2 separate regions of the Homo sapiens genome follow, and region 1 is linked to region 2. Evidence: chromatin loops called from intact Hi-C (ENCODE). Cell type or tissue: PC-9. All regions are shown on one strand. Each heading gives the region's core, and the rest is flanking DNA. Links, peaks and the distances in the headings are about the cores only.

Region 1 (4,566 bases), core at 1,299-3,798, 130 kb before region 2:
TGGTGGGAAAGTTCTGTCTGTCTGTCCAACTACGTGCTATGCTATCTGAGGGCAGGAGTCATGGTGGATTCATCCCTGCCATCCCTCGGGGCACGCAGTAGGTGCTCCTGCAGCTCCCGTATCTCCCGGGGCACACAGGTGCTCCTGCATCTTCTGTATCCCCCGGGGCGCACAGTAGGTGCTCCTGCAGCTCCTGTTGGACCGCACTGAGCTTCTTAAGGCCAGGCTCCAGGCAGTGTCCATTTCTGTGCACCCCATGCCCAGTGCGGCCTCAGACCCTCCCTGGGAGTCAATCACTCCCGACTGAACACACCGGATGCTGTGTGGACAGCGCCCGCCAGGAGTGGGGGCTAACCAAAACAGAGCACATGCCCCCAGTCCCACAGCCCAGGTCTGCCAGTGCCTCTCCTGATGCCGAGCTTGTGGCGGCCACGTACCTGGTCCCCAGAGCGTGACACACTGCTGCTCGTGAGTCTGGCAGATGCCATTGTAGCAGTAGCCGTCCACATCCTGACATGAGTGCCCATCGTGCAGGTACACGTTGGCTGGGCAGTGAGGGCTGGCCCCTGTGCAGAACTCTGGGAGGTCACAGGAGTTGCTGGAGTCCCTGCACGCTGTTCCTGCAGGCTTCAGCTGGAAGGAGAGGGCCATTTATGACACATGCACCCGGGGAAAGGGAGAGGCAGCTCTCAGCATTACTCCTGGGCTGGAGTGGACAAGGCCATAAGTCCCACATAAGGGGTGAGGATTTCAAAGGAAGTTGCTTCTAATGTAGAGATACCTCATTAAATCATCAGATTCTCGTTCTGGGGTTCACTGTTCCACTCTAAAGTGGGTGGGACAACCAAGAGCAGCCTCTGGTTAATGTCATGCAACATCAGGGTTCTCCAAGAAACACACAAGCTGGCTGCTGGCACTTGGCACCTCAGAGGAAGAAGAAGGAGGGAAGCGTTGGCTGCTGGCCTGGTTGATTCTTAAGAAAAAGGTCTCTGGGTGTCAACACTATGACACATTTCAAGGGGACATTTGCATTTATGGTGTTGGCATGTGTGGGCAAGTTAATAAAAATAACTTTAAGGTCACAATCACGATAGCAATTTTAGTCAGTCGTCAAATCATAGAACTGGAACTCTCTCTTTACTGCTTTATGGGAAGAACAGGAGAAGAACAAGGGAGAGGTAAAGGATGTTAGAAGCCATCTGACCAATGGCTCAGCTTTTTGTGGTTGAAGAAATTAAGGCTCAGAGTAGCCCGTCTGAGGCTACACAGCTAGGGAACCCTGCGAGTCCTGGGCTTAGTTCCCTGCATACTCCTCAAACGCAAAGAGATAAGACCCCTGCCAACTTCTAGAAGATCTGGAAGTCGAAAGCAATTGTTAAAAAGTCATAACCTAAAAGTGAACCACAATCAGGCATTGCCCTGTGGTCCTCCCTCCCCTTACTTGGGCATCCCCTGGGCACAGGCTCAGACTTGCTTCCCCCTTCCCCCGACTCCCTTCCAGGCACCTTCCTTCACCAGTTACTGGGAGCCAGGGAGAGCCAGCTGCTTATAACATTCCCCAGAAGTTAATCAGCATTAGGAAGAGGATGAAGGCTATTTTAAAGCCGAACATTAAATGTTATAATGCACTTCTAAATCACCGTGCTCACGTGGGGCAGCTAAGAGGGAGTTTCCTGCAAGCAGAATGTCAGGATCAATTGCTTAATTAAAATGAAATAAAACTCTACCCTTGGAACTGTTGAATCAAAAGCTCAGGCTTCTACTCTCAGATATCAGCTCTGAATAATGAGACAATGGAACTGCCAAAAGAAACGCAGTCCTAGCCAGCAGCAATGGCGAGAGTATAAAACTGCCATTCTTGGCTGGGCGGGGTTGGTGGCAACTTCTTTTGGGAGGACATTAAGATTGAGTTGTTTATACAAAACTTCTGGGACAAGCCAGCAGGCAGATGTCCGCGGGATCAAGAAGATGAACCTGGGGGAACCTGAGTGACAGTGGATGGGGACTTGTTCTCGCCTTGCTCTTCTTGTCAGCATAGTAGAACCCCATGTGCCTCTGACGGCACAAATGGAGCATTTAAAGTTGAACTAGGGTTTATCGGTCTGATCAGTTGTCAGCCCCTAAATAAATAAACACAAGTGACTGGCAACTGAAGCGTGCATTTCACCCCAAGATTGGAAGCTAAACAGTAAGAGGTGGGTAACACCAACTGGCGTGAGAAGGAGGGATGGTGCGTGCTGTGGTGAGTGCTGGGAAACCTTCCAGCCACACTGCTTGCCCTGCATCAGATCTGAACCACCTGAACCTGTTGGCGACCTGGGGGTCAAGTTGTAGCTCCGGTGACTCACCTGGCAGTCTTCACAGCACAGCCCATGTGCGCACACAGCGTCCGGCTTCAGGGTACAGGTGGTGGCATTGCAGCAGCGATTCATACATTCCTGGAAAGGGGAATGGCATTTGTTTGACAGGGTCTTATGGAGTATGCACTCACTGAATGCAAACATCACACCTTAAATGGCTGCAAAAAGCAAGAAAGACCAAGAGGGCCCAGCTCCTGAACTGCACACCTGCCTGTTTCCGTCTGTTAGGAAAGCAAAGCTTCTGCTTTTTATGAACCAACTGGGTCTACGAGTCCCTGGAAAAAGCCAGTAGCACACAAGTGCCCTCATGAAAGGTAAAGCAGTTGTAACATAGGCTGGCCGGCTGGGGACATCACTCTAGTCAGCAGTACACTGGGGCTCTGTAGAGGGGTGTCCAGGCGGATCTCATTGCAGTGGACTGCATCAGGATCCCTGGAGGACTTTGAAATTACCCAATCAAAAATATACATAGATGCATACAATCTGTACTCTTCAAAAATGAACCTTTTTTGATTTAGAGAGTACTGGCAGGAAATGAAGTCAAACCAGTGGTTTCAACCACAATTCCCTGCAATCTCGCCAGGGTTGTGGATGAGACCCTTGAGCAGCCCGGGTAAGTTGTCTGGCCTGACAATTCCATCACTCGGAAAGTCAGAAATGGACCTTATAACAAGCAAGTGGCCGGCAGGAGGCCTGTGGGCTGTGCCCATTGATTTGCGAGGGATTTAAATGGATAGTTCAAGCATTAGATGTACTGTCCTCTCTGAAACAAAAGTGAGAAAAGAAAGTAACTCCTTTATAATGCTGTGCTCCACACGTACCCATTGCTTCCATTTTTTCCTAACAAAAACAAGAGATTGACATTTTTCGCTCAGTTCTCAACAAAAGGCCTGCACGCATTTATCAAGTGAAGTCCTTGTACTTGAGAACATTCAAGTAACTGCAGTTTACACATTTTAGAAGAAATGTAATTATCATAAGATGGAACAGTTCATAGATCTTTAATACTGAGTAATTTATCAATGTTCTTTTATTTTATCCAGTATATGATATGCTTTGAAAAATTTATATACCATTGGCTGGGGTGAAGCTAATCACATACTAGTTTAATAATATAATACTTTACTCCTGAAAACCATCTTTCTTGAATGGATTTATCATGAGTTTTATAAATGCAATTAATAAAATTTTGTCAATAATCCAGAAGATTTATGGCAAACCCAGATACTGAAACTATATCCTATGTAAAACTCTAATTATGCTCTCATTTGATGTTCCATTTGATTCTATTATACAGACTTCCAAAGTTATTAAATTTTAAATTTGCTTGAGGACTTTATAAACATCCAGAATGCGTAATATATACAATAAGATAAAACTGTCAACCAGAAGTCATAGCTGTAACTTTTATGACAGTAAGGGTTTCTAACTTGTGGACTTACAATTCTAAAAGAGTTTAGGAACTTTTTTTAAAAAAAGTAGTCCATTAATTGCATTTTTAAATCAGTGTCATCAAATGCACACCACTGCTATCCTGGTCCTTATGGTCTAAATGGCTCTATGGATGACACATTTACCAAATTACAAGTTTTCTTGAAATTCCATGTTAAATCAGCCATCCTAAATCTGGGTCCTAAAATTCTTTAAGAAATATCTTCCCCCCTCTCTCAAATCACCCAGTAATATAAGCAGCAGCTCAAATGGAAATGCAGCCATGCCAAATGGCTCTGACTTCAAAGGGGATGATAATGTGAGAAAGATAACTAAGTTTAAAAGATATTCGCAAGCTACTGGCATCCTATTGACTTTAAACAAGGAGATAAGGCTGCTTTCCCAATCCTGTTAGCTGGAAGAATGAGTGAGTTGTCAGGATTTCCTTATGTTGATATAAATCCAATGCCCTGTCCGGGAAGGCTTCAGCAATCAACCTGCCTTCAAACCACCCAGGATCTATTTCTTCTGCAGTACCATATTTCTCAGAAGAGACACATTCTTCATCTGCTGCTACATTGATTATTTTAGTCCTCAATAGAGAAGTCCAACAGAGCCAATGAATACCAAGTCTCCAAAGAAGAAAGAATAATGAAAGCATTAGAGAATTCTCTGCAAAGCCCTAATTGTCATTCTCAGGTTGTAGGTAGCAGACACAGATTCTTAATCACAATGAACTGGGAGAAGACTAGAAGCCATCTTCTTGAAAATGATG
Region 2 (4,566 bases), core at 820-3,319:
CTTGAGCGGAAGGGAGGCAAGTTGAGGGTTTTGGTGATGCAGCCTGGAGGCTGTGCACCACAGGAGGTCCACAGCAAGACTGTGAGTGACCCTGTGGGAGAGGACAGTCGTGTGCTTCCCTCCTGGGGTTGCAGAGGAAGCACAACCAAGCCAGGAGTCCGAAGAGGAGCAGCACAAAGATGGAATGGAAGTCAGGGAATTTCTCATTGCTGGGAACTAAATGACTGATTTAAGGAAGGCCGGATGGTTGAGCATCTGAGGACACAGAGGTAAGCCTGAGAAACAGACCTGGGTTTGGCATGCAGGAGCCTGCCTGGCTGCATTTGGTATTTATATATCACTGGTGCCCAACAAATAGTCAATGAATTTGGAGGCTGAAGTAAAGATACTTAGGTGGCCATGTGACAGAGAGAAGTGATGCTGGTAGGGACATCTTTGGGAAGGGAGGGAGGTTATGAGTGGAGAAGAAGCAAGAAAATGCTTCACAGGCCTGAAAGCCCCAGACAGCGGGTGGTACGTGGAAGGCCTAAGTCTCCACCACGCATGGGGTGACATCACCTCCGTGAACTGCAGGAATGGGAGAGGGAAGGGACTGGGGCTTCAATGTGAAATTACAGTTCTTCATTCCACACAAAGACATGTGTTCCAAATTAACATCACTGTTTCCTAAGAAGCGTGAAGATGCAAACCAGGTATCTCCTCATGGGTTGGGGCTGGTGTTCAGTCAAGATGGACAGCCACTACGGGCCTTGCTCTCCTCCCTTGAGTCCACGGCCCTCCCTGGAAAGCCCCCTGTGGGAGGTGCAGATGCAGGACAGGAGAGGGGTCAGTCACCGTTGCAGACGCCCATGCTCTCCGGCATCAGTAGACACATTTCAAAGACTGAATCTCAACCCTGCCATGGCAGAGGGGAGGTCACGCTATCAGGAAGGTCTGTACCTTTTTCTGGTCTAATGAAGTGTAAGACGACAGAATTTACACAACCAGGAGAGAGACCAGAAGGGCCCGGCAAGTCTCATCACCCACATGCTGGATTTGTCTCCAGCTCCTGGAGCCATTGGGAGGGGCCATATGTTCTGCATTTCACCGGCTCTTGCAGTGAAATATTTGCTATCTGGTTTGTGGACGCAAAATGTGCAACCAGGGCCAGTGTAGCCTTTAGCTCGTGTGAATCCTGCAGCTTCTGTTTCTGGGCCTGAAGACAGAGATCCAGCACCTCCCCTGCTGCTCCTACCCAGCTGTGGGTGCCGGGGATCTCTGCCTGCACCTCTGGATGAGGCTGAGTGCCTGGCACGCATCCTTGCAAAGCAAATGAACAACCATTACAAACAGACTCAGTTTTCATCTCAAGGTAGGTCTGTGCTTAAACCTGACAATATGCTCTTTCCATTTTATTTTTCTTTAAACCCCACCAAATTTCATGTGTATTTATGAATATACTGTTACTGCCAAATTCCTGGCACTTTATTCATATTAGAAACTCCCAGCTGTGGTGAGAAAAGAGGAGAACATTTTTCAAGAGGGGAAGAAATGACTTTTCCCAGTATATCAGAAATATGTCCCATTTTATTACCACTATCTGATATCAAAGAGTAAGGAAGGTAGGCTTGAGCAGAAGGCCTGTAGATTCCAGAAATTTCTTTCAGGGCATCTGTGTCTTTTTATGGTGAGCTTTGTGCTTTTGGGGCCCTAGGAATAAGGAATTTAAGTTATGTAGTCAAGTCCTCAGTCTCACTTTAAAACTACCTGCTTACCAGGTTGAAGACCCCAATAAGTTTAGACTAACCACCTGAATGAAGGTTTCGTTTGGGGCAATTATCTAGATGATTCAGTAAAGTGTAAGAAAAAGTGATTTCAAAGCCTTGGACAATGACAGGAGGATGAGGCAACCCAGCCCTGCTGAAAACTTATCCACCTAATCACCATCGAGATCAGCGGGCCTGACCATCCCGCTGAAATGGCCGGTGTTCATTTCAAGTCATGCCAACAATCATATCTGCTTGCAGTGCATGAGTCATTTTAGGCATAACGGCCACCAGCCAATTTCAACGACTACCCATGACTCAGCCATATTGTCAAGTTCGCAGCCCCTCCTGGCCTCCAGCTAATGCGTTGGGATTCTACCGCAGAAACGCTCCCATAAACCTCTGCTCATCAAGTGTCATCAGCCCCATGCATCATGTGACCCTGTCTGTGGGAAGCTGCTGCTGCTTCCCAGAGTGTGTCTCGGACCGTCTTACACATCTAAACAAAACCAGGTTTTCATTTTTAGACTTCAGTGAGTTATTTTACTAAATCAGAGAAAAATAAACATTTAGAATTACAAATGGAATACATATAAAGTTTCTGTACATGTCAGTAATATTCCCTGATAATGAAAGAATAAGGATGCATTCTTTTAAAATAAGTCATCCTATCCCTGTCTCTCTAGCTAATTGAGATTGTGCATGACCTTGAGAAAGGCATTAAGGTTTGTTCTATTAACAAACATAGACAGTGTGCACCTGATCAAAGCAATGCTTTTTGGTCAAATGATTGACTAACAAAAACAAAAGCCCACTGGCACAAAATACAGGCACTCAATGGGGTCTTCCACACGCACCATGACCTATGTATATAGTCCATCAACAGAAGGAAGGACAGTGACTTACACACTAGTTACCAGACAATTACCACCTACGAGATGCTCTTTAATATTCACTGTTCTATTAATTAGAATATTCTATGAATTGGTATTTCCATGCAGGGTCTGACCTGGGCCACATAATGAGGTGGAACAGGTGCAAGCTGTTAAGGTTGGCAAGAAGTGCAGCTCACACGGGGACTGGATGGTCTGAGGGCACTAGGAGGGAGCAGGAAGGACTCCAGACTTCCTAGGTCTTCAGTTAACTCAATGGTTTTTGTCTTTGAAAATGGAGTAACAGATTAATAACCATGACATTGATCCCCAAACACGATCAGATGCCTTCAAGTATGGTCTCAAGGCTCAGGAAGTTTATGCTCTAATTATGAAAATGAAATTGAACAGTAACCAACACCAATAAAAGCAGGAGCATTTGGAGGTTAAAAACCAGAATTTTGGAGTCAGAAAAATCAGCACGACTCCTGTCTCCATCTCCCACTACTTGGTGAGATCTTGGGCAAGGGATTTGCCTCCCTCAGCCTCAGCATCTTAATCGACAACACCACGATATAATGGTTCCCACACTGTGGAGCTGCCGTGGGGTGCCAATAAGATAATGTGTGCAAAGAGCTCAGTTACGGTGCCCAGTGAACTCTCCAGGAACGTTAGCTATTTATGGCAAGAGCAACATCAGCAGCAACAAAGCACCAGATGAGAAGCTCTAAATGGTTCAGAATGTTCAAAGGAGAGAGGATTCTCAATAGGTTGGAGTCTCCAAGACTCTAGAGAAAGAGCCCAGGATGTGGTTTGAGATGGACGTTGGAGAGTTGTTAGGACTTAGATTTTGTGTACGTGATGGGGGCAGGGTGGTGGTGGTGGTTAAATCAAAGCAACAGAGATGCTGTAAGCAAAGGCACAGATATTGTAAATGGCACATGGAATGTTCTAGAAACAGTAGACCAGTCTGGGCAGGGCATAAATTTCTCATATGGGAGGTAATAGGACGTGATCCTAGAAAGGTGGGGTTGTCCAGGCTGGAAAAGAGTATGAGCATCAGGCTAAAGTAGTCAGAATTTCTTCCACAGGCCAAATGGTTATTGAACAACGGAGTGAGAAAAAGGGATCATTTGAGAAAGGATAACATGATGTGTGCCGTGGGTTGAACCGTCCTTCCAAAAAGATACGTTTAACTCCTACTTCCCGGCACCTGTGATGGTGACTTTATTTAAAAATAGGTTCTTTGCAGACGTAACCAAGCTAAGTTGAGGTCATACTGGAGTAGTGTGGGCCTTACAAGGAGAGGGAAATTTGAACACAGGCACGCAGAGAGGAGGCTGCCATGAGACGAAACAGAGATACAGAAGAGAAACAGGGGAAAAGGCCAAGTGACAAGGGAGGCAGAGACTGGAGTGTTGTTGCCACGAGCCAAAAACGCCAGGGAACCCCAGGCAAGCACCAGAAGCTGGAAGAGGCGAGGAAGGGTTCCTCCCAGAGCCTTGGGAGGGAACGTGGCCCTGCCAGAAGTCACAAGTCCTGGATTTAGGATTTCTGCCTTCCAGAGCTGCGAGAGACCGAGTTTCTGTTGTTTGAAGCCACTCAGTTTGTGGTGCTTCATTACAGCAGCCCTGGGAGATGGGGAACTGGCAATGTACAGGGAAGACATGATGTAGTCACCAGATGAGAGAGTGGTGGTGACAAGGAACAGAGCTGAGAAGCCATTCTTAGAGTGGATCAAAGACCTGGAGATACAACGGTGAAATGAAGAAAGAAAAAGGGAAGTGGTAAGAACCCAGAGAACCGAGGTGCTCCCATTGATAGAAAGAAAGACCAGGCAGAAACAAAAACAGAGAGGTGTTGGCTCTGAGCAAGACCTTCTACCTCGAGCAGAGAGGCCTGCCCCAGAGAGAGGCAGCAGGCTAGTTCAGCAACGTTGTCGTTCACAT

What was found. A loop is a pair of places that touch in the nucleus more often than their neighbours do. Peaks named below come from ENCODE experiments on the same cell type or tissue, not always from the same donor. Only the 100,000 strongest peaks of a DNase experiment are listed, where the experiment ranks them.
Region 1: it touches region 2 in a loop (7-fold over the local background); 1 of 110 quality-filtered maps calls a loop at or near these places.

What each region holds. Positions count from the first base shown.
Region 1 is chr10:126,064,369-126,068,934 of GRCh38, forward strand. ADAM12 (ADAM metallopeptidase domain 12) reads right to left here. Exons shown (of 23, transcript NM_001288973.2): 13 at 2,349-2,438; 14 at 438-633. Among named protein-coding and RNA genes, the nearest start is that of FANK1-AS1, 93 kb to the left of the region's middle. In PC-9, for the core only: no CTCF peak of the experiment used is centred there; a DNase peak (open chromatin) is centred at 2,293; H3K27ac peaks cover 1,975 bases.
Region 2 is chr10:126,197,380-126,201,945 of GRCh38, forward strand. All of the region lies in intron 3 of ADAM12 (ADAM metallopeptidase domain 12), which reads right to left. Among named protein-coding and RNA genes, the nearest start is that of ADAM12, 190 kb to the right of the region's middle. RefSeq lists a silencer at 3,052-3,232. In PC-9, for the core only: no CTCF peak of the experiment used is centred there; a DNase peak (open chromatin) is centred at 2,032; H3K27ac peaks cover 2,075 bases.